4 separate regions of the Homo sapiens genome follow, and regions 1, 2 and 3 are each linked to region 4. A link is a contact called in ENCODE Hi-C data. All regions are on one chromosome and are shown on one strand. The core of a region is the stretch at or near the end of the contact, and the rest is flanking DNA. Distances in the headings are between cores, read along the strand shown.

Evidence for each region. A loop is a pair of places that touch in the nucleus more often than their neighbours do. Pooled maps may share reads with other maps.
Region 1: a pooled map shows a loop between it and region 4 (22-fold over the local background). The contact joins the promoter of SLC31A2 here to the promoter of RAD23B in region 4. A Hi-C loop is called at or near these places in 6 of 50 pooled maps.
Region 2: a loop to region 4 is called in a map of CD8-positive, alpha-beta T cell, with 24 times the contacts of the local background. The contact joins the promoter of INVS here to the promoter of RAD23B in region 4. A Hi-C loop is called at or near these places in 2 of 168 maps with a recorded cell type or tissue (CD8-positive, alpha-beta T cell and naive thymus-derived CD4-positive, alpha-beta T cell), 2 of 37 single-sample maps with no recorded cell type and 9 of 50 pooled maps.
Region 3: a loop to region 4 is called in a map of B cell, with 30 times the contacts of the local background. The contact joins the promoter of NR4A3 here to the promoter of RAD23B in region 4. A Hi-C loop is called at or near these places in 2 of 168 maps with a recorded cell type or tissue (B cell and naive thymus-derived CD4-positive, alpha-beta T cell) and 11 of 50 pooled maps.

The regions. Positions count from the first base shown.
Region 1 is chr9:113,149,757-113,155,340 of GRCh38, forward strand. It overlaps SLC31A2 (solute carrier family 31 member 2), which reads left to right and starts at 1,251. Exons shown (of 4, transcript NM_001860.3): 1 at 1,251-1,324. The coding sequence starts at 1,319.
Region 2 is chr9:100,095,303-100,101,106 of GRCh38, forward strand. It overlaps INVS (inversin), which reads left to right and starts at 3,941. Exons shown (of 17, transcript NM_014425.5): 1 at 3,941-4,114. ERP44 (endoplasmic reticulum protein 44) reads right to left here and starts at 3,698. Exons shown (of 12, transcript NM_015051.3): 1 at 3,482-3,698. The coding sequence starts at 3,538. RefSeq lists enhancers at 3,545-3,614, 3,625-3,764 and a silencer at 4,005-4,214.
Region 3 is chr9:99,818,967-99,824,770 of GRCh38, forward strand. NR4A3 (nuclear receptor subfamily 4 group A member 3) reads left to right here and starts at 2,919. Exons shown (of 8, transcript NM_006981.4): 1 at 2,919-3,441. LOC101928438 (a long non-coding RNA gene) reads right to left here and starts at 923. Exons shown (of 7, transcript NR_109802.1): 1 at 855-923. RefSeq lists enhancers at 47-640, 641-1,234, 3,637-4,149 and silencers at 582-1,131, 3,013-3,062, 5,685-5,734.
Region 4 is chr9:107,281,342-107,287,212 of GRCh38, forward strand. RAD23B (RAD23 nucleotide excision repair protein B) reads left to right here and starts at 1,938. Exons shown (of 10, transcript NM_002874.5): 1 at 1,938-2,354. The coding sequence starts at 2,289. RefSeq lists an enhancer at 1,267-1,426 and a silencer at 1,917-2,476.

The DNA of each region.
Region 1 (5,584 bases), core at 1-2,500, 5.9 Mb after region 4:
AGATGGCTCACGTCTGTAATCCCAGCATCCCAGCACTTTGGGAGGCCGAGGCGGGCAGATTACGAGGTCAGGATTTCAAGACCAGCCTGACCAATATGGTGAAACCCCGTCTCTACTAACAATACAAAAATTAACCAGGCATGGTGGTGCGCGCCTGTAGTCCCAGCTACTCGGGAGCCTGAGGCAGGAGAATTGCTTGAACACGGGAGATGGAGGTTGCAGTGAGCCAAGATCGCGCCACTGCACTACAGCCTGGGCGACAGAGCGAGACTCTGTTTCAAAGAAAAGAAAAAAAGCTGTGTGACCCTGAGGATTCTACCATTTACTGAACAAGCTCCCACTGCCAGGTTACATGATAATTTAACATGTATGTTTTCATTTAATCCCTATGACATAGATTTTATTATTATTTTCATTTTACTGACCAGAAAACTGAGGTTCAGAGATGTAAGCTATTTGCCTACGGTCCCAAAGCCAATAGTTGATGCGTATGGATGTGAACTGAGGTTAGCTCCAGGCTCAAGGTCTCTGCTAATACTGTCCTTAGTAAGGTTTCTCTGAAGAGCCTCTTTACTCATAGGCTGATTAGCAAAGGGTTCCTAAATATGCTTAAGAATCAATAACCATTAAAAATCCCTCACCCTACAAGAAACTCCCCATCAAAAAACTGGATCAGTGAAATGAACAGGCAATACACAGAAATGGAAGTACCCGTAAGAAAAATAGTTTACTACCCTAGTAATCAAAGAAAAACAAAATTACACGGGTGTATTCCTTTTGGCTTATCAGATTGGAAAATATTTTTCTAAAAAGAAAAATGTAATTATCTTGTAATGACTACACTAAAAATCTAGGGCATAATTGACTTAATTTACTCCAAATGTGTTGCTATTGCGTCCATAGCACGGACTTGCCCATTTCAACTCAATATATGTTACGCTTGGGGTAGTTTATTACAATGAGCAATAAACATTCTCATAATCGCCAAGACAAGCCAAGTGCAAAACAGGAAGGGCGAAGACAGAGGGCAGCAGGTGGTCCCTCTCGCTCGCGACTCCGGGAACGCCAAGCCTCAGCCCTTGGGAACCTGGGGCGAGGCGCCTGGGTCTCGGCCAGGGGGCGCGCCCGAGGACGCCGAAGTAGGGCGCGTGTGGGGACCACAACTCCCAGGCGCCCGCGCGCCGCCTCGCCCGGACCACGTGATCCGTGCGGCCAGGGTAGCTATCGCGGCGGCGGCGGCGGCGGCGGTTGAACTGACTCGGAGCGAGGAGACCCGAGCGAGCAGACGCGGCCCTGGCGCCCGCCCTGCGCACTCACCATGGCGGTAAGGGCCGGGCGCTACGGTGAAGAGGGTGGGCGGTTGGGGCGGGGTCTCCTGGAGCTGCCATCTCGGCACCCCGAATCCTCGCTGCCGCTGGCCCGGGGCTGGTGAAGGGTGTGTTGGCAGCATTGCCAACAGCTGGAACAGGGTTGGGGGACGCGGCAGGTATAGGTTGCGGTGGCTCTGTGGTTTTCCTCTTTATTTGTCCCTCCTGCTGGGAGGCAGTCCGGCTAGGCGAGCAGTTACCGAGCGCCCGCGGTGGCGCGGCTTGAGAGTGGGGGCGCGGTGGCTGAAGACAGCTGGGTCCGGGGCCCCCGGCCCCGGACCTCTGGCCGGCGCCCCAGGGCGGAGAGCAGCGCCTTGGGAGATTCCAGGAAGGCTTCCACGAAAGGGAAACCCCCGGCGCATTTCAGCCCGCAGCCCCGCGCGCACACCGAGCGCACATCCCCGGCCCTGCTCTTGTCAAGTTTGTAGCCTGATTCTTCGGGGAATAAAACAGAACCAGCTACTTTCCAGCTTCCCTACACTTTCAGTCAGAAAACAGCGTTTCAGACAAGCTGTTTTTCTTGGTAGGGTTCACCTGGGCTGGAGAGAACGACAGCTTGCAAGACTCGTTCGTCTTTGAAGAAGTCATATCATTTTCTTCATCCCATGAAGAATGTCATAGAATTTAAGATACAGGAAGCTCAGCCTGGGCAACATAGCTAGACCCCGTCTCTACAAAAATTAGCCACAAGTGGTGGCAGGCGCCTGTAATCCCAGCTACTCGGAGGCTGAGGCAGGATGAGGAGGATTGCTTGAGCCCAGAAGTTCCAGGCTGCAGTGAGCCATGACCTTCGGCCTGGGCAACAGAACAAGACGTCCTCAAACAAACAAAACAAAAAAAAAAAGATATAGGAAGTGTATGTAGGCCATTTAGTGAAATGATCAGCCGTCCTTTAAAAAGGGAAATAGATGGAAAGCACTTGCAAAAGTTCCCCAGCCAGTCAGCCTAGCAACTGGGACCTTCATCTCCTTCCCAACCCTTGTTTACAAATAAGGAAGCTTTTCTCAAAGTGTAAGTAACCCCAAATGAAGAAATATAGAAGAAAACAAGTTCCAGGGATTGCTCCCTCCTTCACCACAGCCCCACCCTGAAAAAAGCACAAATCAGTTAAACTTTCAGAGGCCAAGATTCATCCCAAGTAGGAAAACAAGATTGGGGCCCTGCCCCTTGCCTATCTGACCACAAAGCCCTTTAATTGAAAACTGTAGCCCAGATCGCTTCTCTCAAGTCAGGGTGTGCTGACTTCCATCTTTTCCTCTAGCAAAAAGGCAAAAGTAGAAAGGGTTGAGTGACAGGTGAGTCTTCGTCCCTCTGGGGCTTCGGACTCCGTGGGTGTTTCCAGCTCTGAACAAACCATACAGTTCATCTTCCCAGCTATCTCCTGCTTCTCTGGCTTCAGAACCATCCTAGCCAACTGCTCTCTGGCCAGGGCAGGTGTCTCTCAGGCGGCTTGGTCCCCAGCACCCCCAGGGAGCCTCCACTGTGCCTCCCTTTCTCTGACCTACAACCTGTTGTAATTATTTGCTCACTTAAATGTCCCCCCTCATAGACAGGTAGCTCCCTAAGGGCCAAAGACTTGTCCCATTCATCTCTGTATCGCCAGGGTCTGCACAGACCTAGCACAACAAAAAGAAATCTTTCAAATTACTCTTACTGTTCTGTGGGTGTTCAGGTCTATGGCAAAACATGTCTGGGCTGTTTTGGGCTCCTAAGATAACTGGCCCAGGCCCAAGGATGATAGAAGGAAACCAGTTATGGCAACTCCCTGACTGATTAATTAGCCACTAGGGACATTCCATTCATACCATCTGCTTTACCAAATGGACTCAGAGAAGGGGTGATGGGTGTCACCCCTACCTCTACCTGGCAGAGATGGTGCTAGAGGCTTCTGCTGAGGATGAGGCCATCTCCGGTGTAAATGGAGTTTCACAGTATTGTTTGTACCTGTTTGGTTTTGTATATCAATCTTGCGTAAACATTTTGCTGTGTCAAAATGTTTTTTTTTTTTTTGAAAGCCTAACAGGAGAGATCTCTGAGTAGTAAGACTCAAAATGATTTTTTACTTTCTTTTCGGTACTGTGTCAGCTTTTTACATTGAGCTAGTGCCATTGGGGGTGGGGGGTAAAAGCTATTCTTATTTTTAAACTCTTCAACATTTTTTAAAGTCTTCAACATGATCTTTATCATGTTGTGATGTGACCGCCTAGATTTCCATTTTGAAGCTCTCATATAATTTACTTGACCAGTCCCTACTGGTTGACAGGAGACCATCATGGTTCCTATGATTTCTCAAAGTGTGACCCCCAACAAACACCTGTCCTAGAAACACCTGTCCCAGAAACACCCAGTACACTAAGGTTTGAGAACCAGTACAGGCTTTCCAGAAAACTCTCTGGCTCTGGGTACCTGATTGCCGAGTGACCATGGGGAGATAAGTGGGCTTTTATGTACCTTCCTTGTTAAAGAGGTTAATAATAGTAGGCACCTGCGGAGATGTCACAGGGAGTGACACATAATAAATGGAAGGTGAACGTGGTACAGGCACATGCAGTCCCTCAGAAGACACAGAGCTGTGTGGCTGTTCTGTCCAATCAGATGCTTTCACATTTCTTTCTCTGTCCTGCAGCTCCACGGTCTCCAGTGAGCCCAGTCCCTGGGTAGGCGCAGGCAGGGGTTGGTGACACAAGTCAGACCCCTTTTGGCACTGAAAGGCATGTTAGCTGAGTGTAGGGAGTAGAACAGCCAGGTTAGTCCCAGGTCTCTACCAAACCCCAGGCTGCAGCGTCCAAATCTGAGAGATGCATAGATGTGGTGCCCCATCCAACCCGGAAACAGAGGCACACTCACTGTTATTGTTGTTGTTTTTGAGACAGAGTCTTACTCTATTACTCAGGCTGGAGTGCAGTGGCATGATCTTGGCTCACTGCAACCTCCACCTCCCGGGCTCAAGTGATCCTCCCACCTCAGCACCTCCCAAGTAGCTGGGACTACAGGCACATGCCACCACACCCAACTAATTTTTGTATTTTTTGTAGAGACAGGGTTTTGCCATGTTGCCCAGGCTAGCACTTTTTTCTTTTACAAGGTTTCAGGAAGAGTAGATAGAGTTCAAGATGGGAGCCTGTGAAAGTGAGGCCAAACCAAGGGAAAGGGTTCCTAGAGTCCTGTCCTCATCTTACAGACGAGGAGACTGGGTCCACAGGGGGCTTTCTGCGTGTCAGCAGCTCAAGGCCACGCAGCTGGTTCCTGGCAGAGCTGGGAGGGAGATCCAGGCAGTGCAGCTTTAGAGACCGTGCCCCTAACCACTAGCCTTGCTGCCTCTGTTCAAACTGCAACAAAGTGAACTGAGCCTCAGAATCTCCTGAAGGGGGCTGGTTAAAATCTATGTCTTCCCTGTCTCCTGTGGCTCTGACCCTGGACTCTGATTTAGGGGCCTGAGGAGGCCCAGGAATCTGTACTTTTAATAAGGCCCTGGAGTCTAAGCAGCTGCTGCTGTCCCTCTACACTAAGCCGCTTGCCAGTGTGGAGCTCATGATTGGCCTGTGGTTTCCCAGTGATTCACCCGGGACTGACTCTGCCTCTGTGGATCCGGCTATAACAGCATCGTCATCCACACCTGTGATCCGCTCCAGTGTCCTCCCTCCCACCCTATCCTCTTTGCCTTTTCATCCTGTTGTCCGCTGTTGTCCCTGGGCTCTGGTCTTACTGTCCCATCCCCAGACTGGTCCTTGTTTGTTTCCTTTATTTAAGGTGCACTCTTCATCTTTCTCAGGAAATATGGGCCAGCTATTGGCTGAACATCCTTCGGGGGCTAAGCATGACTATCCTAATTGCACAGAGGCTTTTTCTCATACATTCCTTCCTCTCCCCAATTTCTTCCCATATTTTGTTCCAAAGTGGCCATATCAGTTTCTTCTGCTGTTTGCATATCTTCCTGAAATGTTAAAACAACCGAACGACAGCACAGCCCTCATCTCTGTCTAGTATTGCACAAGAAAGTGGGCTGTTCTCTGTGTTGTAGCATCTGTTTTCCTCTTGCCAAATGAGGGCCTGGTAAGAAGACCCAGGATCCAGTCCTGATGCTGCCACCAACTCACAGTGTGACCCTGGGCATGTCACAGCTGCCCCTTGGACTTCCAGTGCTGCCCTGAGAAGCTGCATTGAGAGCAGTTAGGAGCACAGAATCTGAAACCAGCCCACCCAGGCAAAATTCTAGC
Region 2 (5,804 bases), core at 2,691-5,190, 7.2 Mb before region 4:
AGGATCAGTTTCCTAAACAAATTATAAGGAAAATGATGAGATGGAGAGAGAACCTAGGGATTTAAAAAGTTTTATAAGTGACATATGAACCAATTGGAATAGATGGACTTTATATAGCCCTTGCTTTGAACAATGCTGTTTATTTTTTTTTAAAAAAAGGGAAACAATCAGGAAAACCCAAACACTGACCAGATATTTGATGATATGAAGGAATTTCTGTCAATTTTTCCAGATGTGATAATGGTATTGTGGTTTTGTTTAATTCTTACCTTTTAGAGGGACATACTTTAGTATGTCACCTGGGAAATTTTTTTTTAAAACTAATTTCTGGGGCTCACAGATATAACTGACCTGGTATTGGGCCCCGATATCATTTTATTAAAACTGCCACAGATGATTCTAATGAGCAGCCAGGCTTTGTAAACTATTGATCTAGGGTAAGTTAAATCAACAAAATAAATAAAACCTCACCTAGGTATTAATCAAACTGCATGCCTCCAAAAGTACTCTTCCTGAAGACTGGAATCTACATATATTATTAACATTAAAGGATAAAACTGACATCTCTGAATTCTACTGTGCTTATTTTTAAGGTACTTGTAACGATTAAATAAATGTTTACTTAGCTCTCAAATTTACATAGCTACCTAAACTAAGCAAACTTTTCTTGACTACCTATACATATTGAACAAACCGAGAACAACAATGGCAAAACCCTTAAGTGTTCACATGCGGGACAATTACGACTAGTAACAATTATGATCTATAAACATACTTATCAAGAGATTAATGAGAACACATCTTCAATAAAACAAATGGACTGCAGTGCTACAAATCTGAACTACAGAAGAGGTTACCTAGGGTGCATGAGACAACTTCTTTCCAATTTAGTCTTATTTCTCTTATCTCGCCTTTTCAAAACTTGTACACAACCAGTGCAGGAAAAACAGGCAAGATTTCTATCCCCCTTACTGATCATTTTCCCAGCGGAAAACCCTGAATAAACCCACCTTAGATAGGAAGATAAGCAGAAAAGGGCTAATTAAATCTATCTATCTAAATATATGTAAATAAAAATCTATATAGACGCAAATAAATATATATATAAAAGATATATATACATATAAAAGCTCAGGAAAAAAAGTTATCACATTGAGCTTTTGTGTTTAGTTACCCATCCAGAAAGGCTTTGTGGCAGAGTGATATATTCCAAAATGCTTTGAGATCAGGGAAAAGATAGCTACTTGCCTCCAGAAGTTTGGGATTATGTTTCAACTGTTATCTTATATGAACACCACTAAATTTGAACAGGTCTAGTTCTTTAGGGTTGAGGTACAAAGTGCCTGAAGAAAATTATCATAGTAAGAGAATATACAGCTTTTTAGAGGAGGCCATTTAAGGAAAAAATGATGACCTCAGCTAAATGGGAACTTGGCTTTTCTTTATCTGTATGTAAGAAGGAATAAACTTGAGGTCTGAGAGAGAAAGTTGGAAGAGTAGGAAAAAAGTACACGGGGGAACAAAGAGGACAAATTATTAGACAGCGAGAATACTGAGTAAGTAGGTTCCATCAGTAGGAGAGAATTACCAGTTAAGTAAGCAACTCAAAGTTGCGATTAGACAGGATAGATGTTTTATAAATATTTGCTAACTAGCATATGAGTATTAAAACTAGGTAAACACTGTATTCCAATTAAATCTAGTTTGACTTGTAATTCTAGTTTAAACCTTTTCTGGGGCTTTTTCAGCCTTTTCATATCTACAGGTATTCTCTAACATATTTTCCAGATTTTTATGCCTTTACATTTGCTTAGAAAGATAATTATACAAAATGCTTAGATTTTAGTTAAATCTAGATTCTATTTGGGAAAAAACTCATATTTAACAAGATTAGGTTTTTCTATAAAAAGCATGAGTTATTCCAAAATAAATTATTTCTTCTTCATAACTTAGCTTTACAACCAAACCATACCATTTGAGGAAAGTGCATCTGATATAGTTTGCCTGTTCAGTGTCTCAACTTTTCTTTACAATATCTTAAGATTTTTGCCCTTTTTTTTTGATTTCCTAAAAGTGCACACAATTCATAACTCAAGCCATTTTGTGGATAAGATTAGTATCCAGTCTTCTTAAGGAGAGAGTGGTCTCTAATAATGGTATTATTCTAACACTTCTAGAAGGAAAAATGTATCACAGTGTATAATGAAATCACCAAGAAACAACACTATACAGAATATTTTCCTCGATACAGAAGTCATTCACTGTTGTATACTTATAAGAAGTGGCAATAAGACACTCTATCATTTAATATTACAATGTTTATACACAACTTTTTGTTCTCAAAAGTACTTTGACATGCCATTTAGTTTTTTACAGTGCTTTTTCCGAAAAGGTCCAAGTGACAAAAGAAAAGAAAGAACTATTTCAAACACAAATATTAAACATTTAATGGGATATGGCGGAATAAGCACTGGAAGTCAAGAGACTTGTTTCTAATCCCAGCTCTGCCTGTAACTAGCTGTGTGACTTCATATGCGTCACTAAATCGTTTCTTAAATTGTAAAGAAAGTAGTTCTTAATGTTTAAATCTGAATTTCTAAAAATCTACTACAATTAAGGTACTTTCAAATATTACATTATAATTAACAGCCCAATTAAATATAAGCCATTTTGCCATACGTGTTTAGTCCTTCGCTTTTGTCTCAATTTGACCTGAAGCCTGGATCAATTAGTCTGCACACTCAAGACGTACTCTGGGGCAAGAGGGACTAGGGAAAGATTCTTTTAAGATGGGATGATGCTGAGCAGGTTAGGCAGTTAGGAATGAATGCATATTCAAATAAGGCGCAATGAAGAAGAAATCTGCTTCCATGGGGAAATACGTTGCAATAAGATTTGAGGGAGGCCTTGAGCTGAGATTGTCAGGTAACCACACCTTCCACCCTTCAAACTCTATTCTCCCAGTGGAATCCAAACCAGTCTCCAGTTCCGGGTTCCCAACCAATCGCATCAAGCCACAACAGAGGGATCTGCCAACCCGGGCACCGCTTCAGGGATCTAGACCCAGTGAGAGTCACACAACCCCAGCACCTGTCGACCTCACACTCTTCCCAAATGGAGAGGGTGGGAAGGAACGCTAGGTCTATGCTTGGTCTTTTCCGATTCAAGCTACCACCAGGTCCACTAGCCCTCGAAACCGAAACCCCCGGACTTCGGGGAGAAGGGGAAGCTCCTACGCCGTGACTACGTATCAGTCCCTCAGGGCTAATTCTCCCATTCTCCCCCGACACTGGTTTCTCAGGCCTCGGGGACTCCGCGCCTGGAAGCCGACAGGCGAGAGTGAGGGCAGCGGGGGAGGGTGCACTCCAAAACACTGCAGGAAAAGACGGAAAAGCAGGGGCAGGAGTAGCAGTGTTCCCCCTGGGCGAGGGCCGGAGGCCGTTCGTGCGTTTGTCGATGGGTCTGTCATTCCCTCACTCACCAGGAGCAGAAGGGAGCATCTGAGGTCGGGTAAGGATAGGAAGACGGCAGGATGCATGGTAACGCTGGGGTCCGTGACAGGGACAGGCGCTGGCGGCTGGGACTGGGCTAGGTTGGGTTGGGTTAGGAAAGGGCTGGGCTCCGGGAGCCGACGGCAGCGGAGGATTCTCCAGGCAGCGGCACCTCGTCCTCTCGACCCGGGCTCCAGCGGCGAACACCCGGGACAACTTCCAGAGAGGCCTCTCACACCCTCACTTCCGGGTCCTGCCCACCTCGGTGCACTTCGGGAAATGTAGTCCTGCACTAGCCTCACCCCGCACGTCGTCCGTCATCTAGAACTTCCTTTCCCATTGGGCTCTCGGCCCCGGTCCACTGAGTCCTCTGCGCGCGGGGTCCTGTGGGATAGAAGGGCGGAGGGCGGGTGTACGCGGTGCTTCAGAGGATGGGAACTACAATTCCCAGAAGGATGTGCGGCCGAAAGCCTCGGGCGGCCTTTTGAGGGGCTCGGCTAGCTTCAGCGCCGTGGGGTCTGACCTGGCTGGATATAGTGTACCGGCCCGGCAGGAGGGGCGGCCCGGTCCGGGTTGCGCCTCCTGGAGCCGCCCCCGGGACGTCAGTCCTGGAGGAGGCGAGGGTGAGTAGGAGGGGGCCTGGCTGGGGAGGCTCAGATCATTCGGTCCGCACCGCCTTGGCCCCTGCTGCAGACTCACGGCCTTCCTGGCCTAGGCTGTGGCCTGAGCCTCCATCATTGGCCTCCTCGCCCGCTGCCTCTTCTTTCTGCTCTAATTCCTGCATTATAAAGTCAGAGCCACCACTCGGGGCCTCAGTTGAATGAGTCAATGACTTATCCCTGATTGTCTCTGAGGGCTCCTGTAAGGAGTAGATGTGGTACGGGATGGGATAGCACGTCGTAAACTGGAAAACTGTGTGAGTGATTGCTGCTAAGGCGTGGATCGCTCCTCCAGTATAATTACGAAATTCCCTAGCAAAGCAGTCGAGGATCCTAACTTGGCCCCAGGTAGCTCTGCGGCTTCTTCTGCAAACACTCAGTGAGGTCCAGGAGCCCACGCGATCTCTGCTTAGTACCCAGGAGGCACACTGTGCTTTTGTGGTTCTCCCTGCTCCCGCCTTTGCTTCAGCTTTCCTGCTGCCTGGAATGGCCTTACCCGTTCTCTCTCTGGAATGCTATCTTAAATGTCACCATCTCTGAGAACTTCCCGAACAACCAACCCTTTAGTCCTAATCAGAATTACTCTTCCTATGAGTGTGACTGCAGTACCTCTAGTTTTGTACGGTTATAATTATTAGAGCATTTATTACACGGGCTTGTTGTATAATTAGGCAAGGATGATGACACCTTTGCATTTTATAGCACTTTATCAAAGTGGTTTTGACTTTTTTCTATAAAAAATGATTTATTTTCTTAAAGGGGCAAAAAATACATTTTTTCTTAAGAAAAAAAAAGAGCCCTGCATAATGGCTTTCTCAGGGTGACAAAATTAGACAGTGATAGAGCCAATACTCTTACCAAGGCGGCCTAACTCCTAGACTAGTGCTCCTATCTCTTGTCCACGCCCCTGACAGAGCCCAAAGATAGTTGAAATGGGAAATTTTAAAAGAGCAGAGACTTGTAAGTATGAACTCATTATTCAAGAAATTAAACTTTGATCCTGCTCACTTTTTGGACTTAGCACTCAGCCTGTGACCTTTCATCCAACAAACATCTACTGAGTACTGGCTATATACCTGTTACTGTGCTAAGTGCTAAGAATTATGAAGTAAAAAGTATATATATATAATATATATAATATATGTACATATAATATATATAATATATGTATATATAATATATATATTATATATGTATATATAATATATATATTATATATGTACATATAATATATATATTATATATGTACATATAATATATATATTATATGTACATATAATATATATATTATATGTACATATAATATATATAATATATGTATATATAATATATATTATATATATAATATATGTATATATAATATATATAATATATGTATATATAATATATATATAATATATGTATATATAATATATATATTATATATGTATATATAATATATATTATATATGTATATATATTATATGTATATATATAATATATATAATATATATACATATATATTATATATATAATATATATTATATATATAATATATATGTATATATAATATATATATTATATGTATATATATTATATATATTATATATGTGTATATATAATTTATATATGTATAATATATACACACACACACATATATATAAAACAGAGATCA
Region 3 (5,804 bases), core at 1,669-4,168, 7.5 Mb before region 4:
GCCCAACTCATATGAACAATTTAGCAGCTTTATAACAACCCTGAGTGGGCAAGGACCTTTCATACATATTAACATTTAGAAAATGTAGTTTATTGAATAAATTCATTGAAAGATGTCATGTTTCCTAAAAACTGTACCTAATTTTAGGGTTCCTGCTTACAGTGATTCCAGTTCTACATGAGAGTTTTAATTGAAGGAGGATTAGGGGGGTGAGGGAGGTGCAGAACACAAATGAAATTTTTACAGCATGGAAATAAAAGTATTTTTAAATCTTCTTGGGGGTGAAGAGTTAGGCAAGAAGTAATACGTGGAAACTGTCAAGTGCTTCTCTACACATCCACCCACCAGATACCATCGCAGCCGGCTGGGGGAGTCTCCCTCTTCTTGCCTGACAGCTTCACTTTCTTTGAGATCTGGAGCTGGTGATCACACTGGCCCGTCATGGTATTTTCAGTTAACAAAGCAGTTACTCAACGGGGCAAAAAGCCACAAAGGAGCAGAGCAGCTGCTGCTGCACCCGTGATGCAAGTGCAGGATGAGCCCCGGGCCGCCACCGCCGCCTCGGCTCCTCCGTGACGTCCGGGAAGGGTATCCCCGGCACTCAGGAAGTGGTGGCCGCGGGCAGCTCCGCCCCCACGCGACTCGGGGCTGGCCGAGCTGCCGGGTGGTAGAACCGCCGGGCCTTCCGCAGGGCGGGCGGGGATCACCGTCTCCCCACCTCCGTGCGCACACACATGCACGGGCCTCGCGCCCCGCTGTCGCCCGCGCCTCGCCCTGCTCACTTCTCACAGCCCGCGCCGGACGAAGAGAGCCGCCAGCGCCCCCCCTCTCTCCCACGGCTCGCACCCACTCACCCCGACCCCCGGCGCCGAGCCCGGCCCCTCGTCGCCGGTCACCAGACCTGGTCGAACCGAGTCCAAGATGGCGACTCCGCCCCCGCCCCCTCCGCACTCCCGGCGGGGTCAGGGCGCCCCCTCACGCGGCGGGCTCGCGCCCGAGACCCGGCTAAAAATAGCCAGGCCCGACTATATTTGGTTCGGCCGGATCCTGGCGCGGCCGCGCGCTCCCCGCCCCGCCCCGCCCCGCCCCGCGCGCCCTGCCCCGCCCCGCGCGGCGTTGAATGGAGAAGGGGCGGGGGTGACCGAGGGGAACCTACTCCGCTATCTGCGGCGCGCGCCGGCGGCGGGTCCCGGCCAACCGCCGAATTTAGTAACATCGCCTGCGTCAATCACGCGCCTCGCGTGCGTCAGCGCCGCGCGGCTCCAGGTCCTGCTCCCCCCCTTCAAGCCTTTGAATGGATACAATGTAGCAGCGCCCTCCTTCCTTCCGAGGCTGGATTGGAACCCGCCGCAGTGCAGAGACTCGGTTGCTCTCGGCTGGGTCAACTTTCGGGGCATTCTCCCACGATCCTCTCCGCACCACCGTGTCTGAATTGGAAGTGGAGGCGAAGAAAGATATACATGCCATATTTACCTATATGTAGTTTGTTTTCAAGTTTCTGGTCCTAGCTCGAACCTTCTTCGATTCTGAAATGTGTGCTGTCTACAAAGGAATCTTGTATCTCCCCTCGGCGCAGCGCCCCCCGCCCCCGCCACACACACACAAATTGGGACAGGTCAAACATATAAAACGGTATTTGTGATTCAAGCGGACCACATGGGGACCACTCTATCTGCATTGTTTCACTCAAATATTTTCTCCTGTCCAAAAATTCATTTCTGAAAGAGACTGCGTTCACTCAGCAGCAACCTTTGGGACTAGGGGTCTTTAACTCTGATAAATTTTGTTTTCATCAAGAAATTTACACTTAAATTTATCATTTCCAGGAAGAAATTGCTCTCCTTCATACAGTCACCCAGGCTTTCGGCACACCATTTCATGACAAATGTGTCCGAGGAGACCAAAGCAAATCCCCTAGCGAGGGACTGACTAATAAGTCCTGTTGATTGATTTCGAAATGTTTAATTTGGGAGATGTGGGCGGAGGGCATCTACAACCATCAAAAAGTGAAAGTGCTAGTTGAGAGTTCCATTTCTGACCCGGTGCCGGGGAGGAGGAATGATTTGCAATAGTCAGACCCGCTCAGCTGTTCAACACGTGTGTGTTTGTTTTACACACAGAGTAGTTTCTGCTGCAGCGCGCGTGTGCATGATGGATGTGCACTTCGCTGGGTTATAACGTGTCCAGTTAAGAAACCCACGCCGTACGTGTAAAGAAATCAAACCTTATCCCCGGAACCATCTGCATCCCTGTGTGAAACACGCACCCAGTAAATGATGCGGGGAGGGGGGATTAGCCTGGGCGCAGAGGACCGGAGCAACGTAAACAGCTTTAGAACCTATGCAAGAGGAAAGTGCAGCTGCACCTCAGGGCGTCTTCGGGCTGGTGCCAGACGCCTTCTGCACCGGCTGCCAGGTCACTGGAGCTGGTCAGAAGCTGGCTGGCGGAGCCTTCCCTTTCGGAAGAGCTGTCCTCTCCCTTACCCCCCTCGCCCTGGCTCCGTGCCTCGGGGCAGCCTCGGAGGCGCGCCAGCAGCACTCCTCCAACTCTACTCCACCCGAGCCTGACAGCTGGGCGGTCCCGCCTGACCCGTGGGCAGGCCGCTGCACCCTCCCGCAGACGCACGCCCTGGCGAGCGGTTCCGCTGCAAAAAGAGAAGCCCCCAGGCCGGGGCCGGCCGTGCGGCGGAGTTTCCATTGTGCGGCCGTGCGACTGGCCGAGGAACGCGCGCGCGCGCGCGCGCACACGAACACACACACCCTCCCTCGCACACGCGGAACCGGCTGGGCCAGGGGAGGGAGGAGGAGGGTGACGTAGCGTCCCATGGCGTCACATTGACGTCTCGCATTCCAGGCACTCTATGGAGAGGCCGCTAGGGCTCCTGTGGCATAAATGACGTGCCGAGAGAGCGAGCGAACGCGCAGCCGGGAGAGCGGAGTCTCCTGCCTCCCGCCCCCCACCCCTCCAGCTCCTGCTCCTCCTCCGCTCCCCATACACAGACGCGCTCACACCCGCTCCCTCACTCGCACACACAGACACAAGCGCGCACACAGGCTCCGCACACACACTTCGCTCTCCCGCGCGCTCACACCCCTCTTGCCCTGAGCCCTTGCCGGTGCAGCGCGGCGCCGCAGCTGGACGCCCCTCCCGGGCTCACTTTGCAACGCTGACGGTGCCGGCAGTGGCCGTGGAGGTGGGAACAGCGGCGGCATCCTCCCCCCTGGTCACAGCCCAAGCCAGGACGCCCGCGGAACCTCTCGGCTGTGCTCTCCCATGAGTCGGGATCGCAGCATCCCCCACCAGCCGCTCACCGCCTCCGGGAGCCGCTGGGCTTGTACACCGCAGCCCTTCCGGGACAGCAGCTGTGACTCCCCCCCAGTGCAGATTTCGGGACAGCTCTCTAGAAACTCGCTCTAAAGACGGAACCGCCACAGCACTCAAGTACGTATGAGATTCGCCCAGTTAATAAGGGGACTTGCTAAAAAAGTTGGCTTGCTGGGAAGCGTCGCTCCTGAAATTGACAACTTTGAGTGTGGGGTTCCCTCCCCTGACCTTGCCGCCCGGCTCCGGCTTTGCTAGCCCAGCGGCCCGTAGGTTCTGATCTGAAACTTTTCCCCTGTAGTGGGCCCGCGGGGATCTCTGGAGCTCGTGGGATTCCTCCCCCCACTCGAAGAGGCGAAAAGCCTCTAACAAAGAGGAGGACCGGGATTTGTGCTATAGCGGCTCCAGCGATGTAATTCAGGGTATTTCGGCTCTAGTTGTCATGGTAATGATGCTCTCGGCGGCGGCGGCGGCGGCGGCAGCGGCAGCGGCAGGGAGTTGCAGCTCCGGTGATGAACGGCAGTAATTTTCCTGCCTTTTAAGTAGGATTGAAAATAGGAGCTCTGGTGGGTCCAAGTAAATGTTGCTAATGGTGGCACCGAGCTGGTTCTCTGGAAGGAAGCTTAGGAGGGAAGGGCCTAGGCAGCGACGGCCAGAGTTTGCAGACGCACTCGGAGGACCTCAGGAAAGAGGGCGTAATTGTAGGAATGTGGCTTATTGTATTGAAATGAGCCTGGGGTTCCACTAGGCACGTCTGCCTGTCGTCGCTGACATGCCGGTTTACACTTTTCCCTTAGGAGGTAAATCGGGTGTAATTGGCGACTCCCGCACACTGACACGTGTGGGGACGGTGTCCCTCTCCTCTGGACGTTGGCTCGGTGTGGGAAAGGCATGCTTTTTCACGGACAGAACTCGCGCTTTTGGAGAAGTTGCTCCGAGTGTTTTACTCTTAGTAGAAATGAAAGTTCTCGGTGGTGAGACGAGAGCGGTCATGCGAGCGCAGCCTGCGGAGACTGACTTCCAAAGGCACCTCTCCAACCTGTTGGAAGCCTCGGGGCAGTGGTGAGGAAGAACGCATTTGTCCCTTGATTTCCAAAAACGTTCTTGGAGATTGCCTTTTATTTATTTATGCGTCCGGATTCTCCAGAGGGAAGAGCTGCGAGGAGTTAGTAATCAGAAATGTCGGGCTGTGATCCCAGGGCCTTGTGGTGCTGGGAGAGAAGAACAGGGAGCCGTCATTCCATCGCGAGTCCAGTGCCGGATCTCCTTTTCCCACGACCGGGAAATATTTTATAGAATCAAGTTAGGGAAAGAAAAAGCTGCCTAACGTGGCTGATGGGCACAATGAATGAAGTTACTTTATTCGAGTTATTTTCGCTGAACAAGATGCTCGCAGAGTTAGTATCAAAGCCTCCTTAGGCCACAGCAACCTCCACGTCCGCTCCGCCCCCCACCCCCCGGCACCCATCCACCCCTTTGCCTGGGACCGTGCGCTCACAGAAATTCTTCCCCGCGGTTTGTCTAGTCTCCCTCGGTCTTTCTGAGAATCTCAGTCTTTCCCTTTCTGTCAGTCTCTCCCTCGCTCCTCTTGCCCCCGCCCAACCTCCGCCCCCGCTCCCCAGGGTTGGAAACTCCGCAGAGGAGCCCCGGTCACAATGGTGCGTTTCACGGTTTCCTCCACACACTTCACCACCGGGAGGGGAACACGGGGGTGTTCCTTTCGTCTGCCCACGAGAAAGAAAGGGGCTTTGACAGAGGTAGTTATTTCTTCCTAATTTACAACCCCAAGGCTCTGTGCTCCCGGCCCCGGCGGCCGCAAGCAGGAGCGGCGGAACGTGTTTCCAGGCACTGAGGCTTTGCCTAGGTAACCGGCCGCTTGTGGGGTGGAGAGAGCGGCGGGGCGCTGGGCTGGGCTGGAGGAAAGGCTGTGTGGGTCCCTCCCGCGAACGCTGGGCGCTCGAGGGGAACTCCTTCGTTGGGGAGAGGCGGTCCCCGCCCACCCGAGTTCTGAGGCCTCCTCTCAGAGAACGACTCCGCTTGAAAGGCCCTCAGGGAATGCGGGACGGGAATGCGGGCACCCACTGAAGGGGCGGGTGGGGGATTGCTGGAGACCCCCATTGAAGATGCGGGGAGACGGGAAGCACGTGCTACAGCCGTGGGAAGATCCGCTTCTACCCGCGCTACATCGAGCGCAAGCTTTCCGTCCGAGCAGCTCCAGCTGGGGCTGGGGGTGGCAAGGGAATCCCCCATTTCCTGGTCGTCGAGGGTTTCCTGGACCTGGGAGCCCCGAGTCCCTTTCTCTCTTCCTGCAGGCAAGCCCCGGGCTCAGGGGCGCCAGGAGATGACCCTCGTGGCCCCGCGCACCTCGGAGGTTTTTGGTTTGGTTTGATTTGGGGTTTTTCGGTCCCTGTTCCCACTCTTCGAGCTGCGCCCACCCCGGGCAAAGGGGGCGCTATAGGCCGGAGTTTGGGCACCCAGTTCCT
Region 4 (5,871 bases), core at 688-3,187:
AACAAGGGCCAAGATGAAACCACCTGGTGACTACGAGTAGATACAGGAAGACAGAGGGCAGAAGATTGCATATTTAATTACTATGAAGGGAGTTATGTGTTGTGAAAGGGGAAATATCAGGTTAGTGGAGGGAGAAGCTGGTCAAGGAAAGTTTCTTGAAAACATTAAACCCAAGCTCCTTGAAGCCACTGAAAACCAAGCAGTGACATTGTATTAGTGAGGATGCTGTCCCAGAGAAGTAATTTGTAATTGGTCATAGAGCTAGTGGCCTGACTAGAACTGTGTTTTATACTTGAACTAAATCAAATGTGCCACAGGCACAGTATAAAACAGAGGAGAATAGCTGGGAGCGATGGCTCACATATAATCCCAGCACTTTGGGACTCCGAAGCAGGAGGATTACTTGAGCCCAGGAGTTCAAGACCAGCCCTGGCAACATAGGGAGAACATATCTGTACAAAAAAATAAAATATCAGCTGGGAAGCAGTGGTGTGTGTCTGTGGTCCCAGCTACTCAAGAGGCTGAGGTGGAAGGATCTCTTGAGCTCAGGAGGTTGACGCTGCAGTGAGCCGTGTTTGTGCTACAGCGCTCCAGCGTGGATGACAGTCAGACGCTTTAAAAAAATAAGAATAATCTTTAAAACAAAAAACAGGGGAATAGTGGCACACCCTGGGACACAGACTCTGGAGTCATTCTGTCTGAGGTCACATTGTGGATTTGCCATTTACTACTGGCTGGGTTATTCCAGGTGCATTACTCAACATCTCTGTACTTCAGTTTTCTATCTGTAAACGGACTTTCTACTAATAGCTAACTGCTTACAGACTGTTTATCATGATTTTACATACAATATTCAACTTCCCCCTCCAATAATCAATGAGTGACATTATTATTCTCATTCTACTGCTGAGGATCCAGAAGCACATTCACCCATTCCACAAATATTTACCGTGCACCTGCAATGTGCCAGGCATGTTCATGGGTGAACACAGCAAAATCTTTGCCTCTGTGCAGCTTCAGTCTGGGGTTCACAGGAAAAGGAGAAAGATGATAAACAAGAGATACGTACATTACAGGGTAATTATAAAGGGATACCCGCTATACAAGAAAACAGAGCAGGATAACAGAGATAGGAAGTTGGGATTTTAAGTAAGGCAGCCAGAACAGACCTCACCAAGAAGGCAATATCTGAGCAAGGATGTTAAGGGAGCCGGGGGCAACCTAGAATCCACCAGTGGGGAGAGTAAGGCGACTCGGAGAAAGGCGAGGGGCTAATGCATCCGTTCTAATAACTCTGACTTTAACTCGGGGCTAGATGGGGAAACACTGGACAGTTCTACCCCGAGGTGTGACAGAACTTGACCTTCATTTTAAATCGGTCCATCTGTTTAGGCTAGTGAGAAAAAACAATATTTGAACTCGGGCAGTCCAGCTCAGGAGTCTGTGCTGTCGGGATTAAAGAATCAGTCGACACCCCCAGGGCTGAGCCCCGCAGCAAGCGCCCCGCGGGTGCTGGCCCCCAGACTGTGGTTACCGCCATCCTTTCACTTAAACTCCGCCCCGATTACTCCCCCGCTCCAGGGCTCCGCATCCACTCTGCCGGGTCTCCACGAAGCGCTTCCCGGGCTACACATTGCGTAACTTCGGCAGCCGGGCGGAGCCTGCACAGAGGCGGAGCCGCGGCAGCCGGAGAGAACGCCCCAGCAATAGTCGCTAGGAGGAAGCCCCAGGAGCCCTTGCCGCCCACGGAACGCGCCTGCGTAATCCGGGTCCAGGCCGCCGACATTCCAGGACCGCCTTCCGCCCCGCCCCCAATTCTGGGGCGGAGTCCTCGGCCGCGCCGGCGCAAAGCGTCGCCGCACCCCACGCCTGCGCGCTTCGCCCGCCCGGCCCCATCCCCCCAGGTTTTTCGCGTGGGGGAGGGGGCACGTCTCGGCGAGTCACGATGATGGCGGCCACCATCCTGTGGTGAGCTAGCGGATTCCCTGCTTGTCTCGCCGACCCCCTCGCGCCTTCTGCAGACTCCGTGGCTGGCGCTCGGCGCGTGAGGAAGCACGGCGGCCCGAGTTCGCGGGGAAGGCCGCAGTCGCGGAGGCAGCGGCGCGGTCCGGGGCACGGGCTGGGGGAGAGGCCGCTCCGCTGGGCGAATGTGACAAGCCCCCACCCCCACCGCCTTCCTCCCCAGAGCGCGAGGAGCGCGGGCGACCCCGGGGCCCCGCCAGGCCACAGACCCCGCCCAGCGGCCAGCACCCGGCGCAGGCCCGGCAGCCGAGCTGCGCGGCGGCACCATGCAGGTCACCCTGAAGACCCTCCAGCAGCAGACCTTCAAGATAGACATTGACCCCGAGGAGACGGTATGCGCGCGGGCCGGGGGCAGGGGCAGCCGCGTGCGGGCCGCGGGGAGCGCCAGGAGCTCGTGGGGCCGGGCGGCGCGCTCCAGCGGGGGAAGCCCCGGAGGGCGCGATGAGGGCCCTGGGTCCTGGTGCCGGCCCTGGCGGCGTACAGCGGAGCCGATCCTCCTGTCTTGGCCGTGGGCTTTGTGGCAGGAGAATGGGGAAGCAGTGGCCGGACGCCGAAGGCCTGGTGGCAGATGGCGTGGAGCGCACGCCCGCGGGCCTGGGCCTAGGAGCTCGTGCTAGCGGGGCCGGAGGGGGATGGGAAGGTCCAGGCCGTCTCAGCCGTAGAGCCTGGCTTTCTGGTATGGGTGCACAGGTGGGGGAGGGAGACGTAGGCGTCGCCACTACCCCTGTGTGGACCTGGTTAGCCGCTTAGTTCCCAGAGTTGGTAACCCGAGAAGATGAGCCTTAAGAAAAAAAAAAGTATCAGGTTCCGTTTGCCGCCGAGAGGTGAGTGGTGGTGAAAATGAATTTGCCCCTTTCCCCTCAGAATTGTTTACCCTTTTATTTGCAAATGAATCGTTCTGCTGCCTTCCTCCCGCCACCAAACCCACACCCTTGCGTAGATTGCACTTTGAGGCCTCTTTGGTGATGGTTTTAGCTGTTAGAGCTCTTCACAGCCATCCAGGCTCAAACTAAACTTCAGATTTAACGGGTTTTCTGTGTTAGAAATCTTGGAATTGTAGGAGTTGGAACGCTGCAGCCACCCTCCCCCGATGCCCCAAACAGTAGCAGTTCAAGGGGGAAAAAAGAAAAAAAAAACAAAAAACAACAACTTTGAATCCTTTCTGCAGTTAAAGCCTTAAACATTTCAGAAGTCCACATTATACATTTTTCTGTATTTGTGACTGCATAAAGAGACACTGTTGAGGTCAGTACAACTTTATGCCAAGAATCTAAAAACGCTGTGAGTGTAAATTTACTGCTTATGTTCGGAAATACACCGCCAAGATTGTCATAATACTAAGTTTAAACCAGCAGCTTTCTGCCCAACTCTATTTTTAAAAGTAGTTGATTCTATTTTGGGTGGAGATCAGGGGCTTTGGTGTTAAGTAGACCTGAGTTCCATTTGTGGTTTTGTAACTTATTTGCTATGACCTTGGGCAAATTACGGTTAGTTTCATTCTCTGTATAATAGGGATAATACCTGCCTTGCAGAGATGTGAAGATTAGATGGTATGTATTTACTTGGTGGTCAGTAAATGGAATCGATTATTTAAACAATGGATTCCTTTGAGTGGAGATACAGTGTTACGTTTTACTTATCTCATTTAATCTTAAGTTTTGTACATCTTTAATTTTTTAAGAAACAGCCTTTTTGGGATTTTGGTACAAAATTATTTGATTTCAGAATATTTATATGTGGGTGTATGCTGTGTGATTAACTTCTTAAAAGTACAGGAGATCTCAGTTATACATGAGAAACTTTTCAGTGTCCTCAGAAGTAATTGACAATACCCTGTGGACTGACAGTACTAATAGAATCTAATTTCTCTTGAATATTTCTTTACTGCTTAATGTGCATTAATAAGTTGAAGGGTGAAAGTTAAAATGGAGTTTGTTTGATGATTTCAGACAAACTACGTAAAATGCCTATTTGACTTTGGTTCTTTGTGGTAACAAATGTTGGTGCCCCAGTAACTTAATCGGCTTATAATACTCAGTTAATTTCAGAATTATTGAAAGCTAAAGAAATATTGTGGCTTTTTGGTAAATATGTGTGGGTGTATTGAAGTTATGCAGTGACTCTGTCAACAGCTCCACTGAAGTATTTACGTTCTGTAAGATTTGTTTAGCGTTTTAGGCACTTTACGCATACTGTTAACTGAGAGTCAATGCTGTACCTGTGTTTGTGTGAATTCTTAACTATTTTTGCTGTTTTCCAGTTTATTTCCAAGGAAAAGTAATATGTTATACGTCTGGAAGTATATTTTTGAAAAGCCCATTGTTAGGGAGCGGTTTCTACAGCTTTCGCTGCTATTTATATAAATATAATTTTGTTGCTGTTAGTATAAAAAAACTAATACTGTTAGTCCGGGGCAAGAAATTAAAGCATTTCCTCTGGGATATATGGAACGTTTGCATTTAATGACTTGTCAGTTTTTATTTTAATGACTTTAGGAAATATTTTTCATGACAACTGTTTCAATTCTATGTTTGTAGTGGGTTTTAATTAGTATGTGTTTTTGATACGACACCTTAGAATTCCAGTAAGAAAATAAACAATGAAAATTATGTTTTCTAGGGCAACGCTAAGTGTCCTGTTTCTAAGTTGTTGTGAGAACGAGGTAACCAAGGATATTAGAAATAGATCTAAAATAAGATAGGATCTTATTGAGACCTGTTTTTGGTCTGGTCACAGATTTGTCCTTGTTTAATTTTTACCTAGAAGGAACCAAGGAAATTAAGTAACTTACGTAGCCAGTATAGCAACTCTTGTGAGCTTGAGATGAGCATGAGCAAAAATGGAAGAAAGGACTGTGAGATAAGTGGAATCATGGGAATGATTCATTTGTTGAACAAGTAAATGTTTAGTGAGCTTTGCTGGCAGGACTGGAGGAGTACAGGGACCTGTAGAACGTGGTCTGGGGCTTCTGGGAGCCTTATTGACTTAGTCAAAGCTCATTGGCTATAGAGTAGGGGGATATACAAAATGGAAAGAGCAAGATAATTTGTTTTAAGGTGTTTTTATTTGCCCTAGTTTTAACAAAACTTTCTTAGACTTATTAGGCATTTTGTACCATTTACTTGACTATTACTGTGATACATTACATGACCACTGCCTTTAGTGTTAATCTTTGCAAAGATCTTTTTGTTTCTACAATTGTAATGCAAGCCTTCTTATAAAATATTCAAACAATATAGAAACAAAATGAGAAGGTGGTATGTGTGGGGTAGGGAGACCATTGCTAGGAGATTTTCTTCATTATGTGCTTTTTTTGTTTTTTACTGTAAAAATTGTGGGAGACTTTTAAGTAGCCTACATATTAAAGCATTTTGAGATGTGTGATAGAGCACTGCTTCTCTGAAATTCTTAAAAATTCTGAAGTTTAGGCTGGGTGTGGTGGCTCATGCCTGTAATCCCAGCACTTTGGGAGGCCGAGGTGGGCGGATCACAAGGTCAGGAGATCGAGACCATCCTGGTTAACACGGTGAAACCCCGTCTCTACTAAAAAAAATACAAAAAATTAGACGGACGTGGTGGCATGCACCTGTAGTCCCAGCTACTTGGGAGGCTGAGGCAGGAGAATCGCTTGAACCCAGGAGGCAGAGGTTGCAGTGAGCTGAGATCACTCCATTGCACTCCAGCCTGGGCGACAAAGCGAGACTCCGTCTCAAAAAAAAAAAAAAAAAATTCTGAAGTTTAATGGTGTGATGGACATTTAGAGGGAAATGGAATACAGTTTTTAAGCTCAGTTTTATAGTCAATTAGTGTTTTATATTACTGTTGCTTAAAAACATTAAGAAAGGTAGA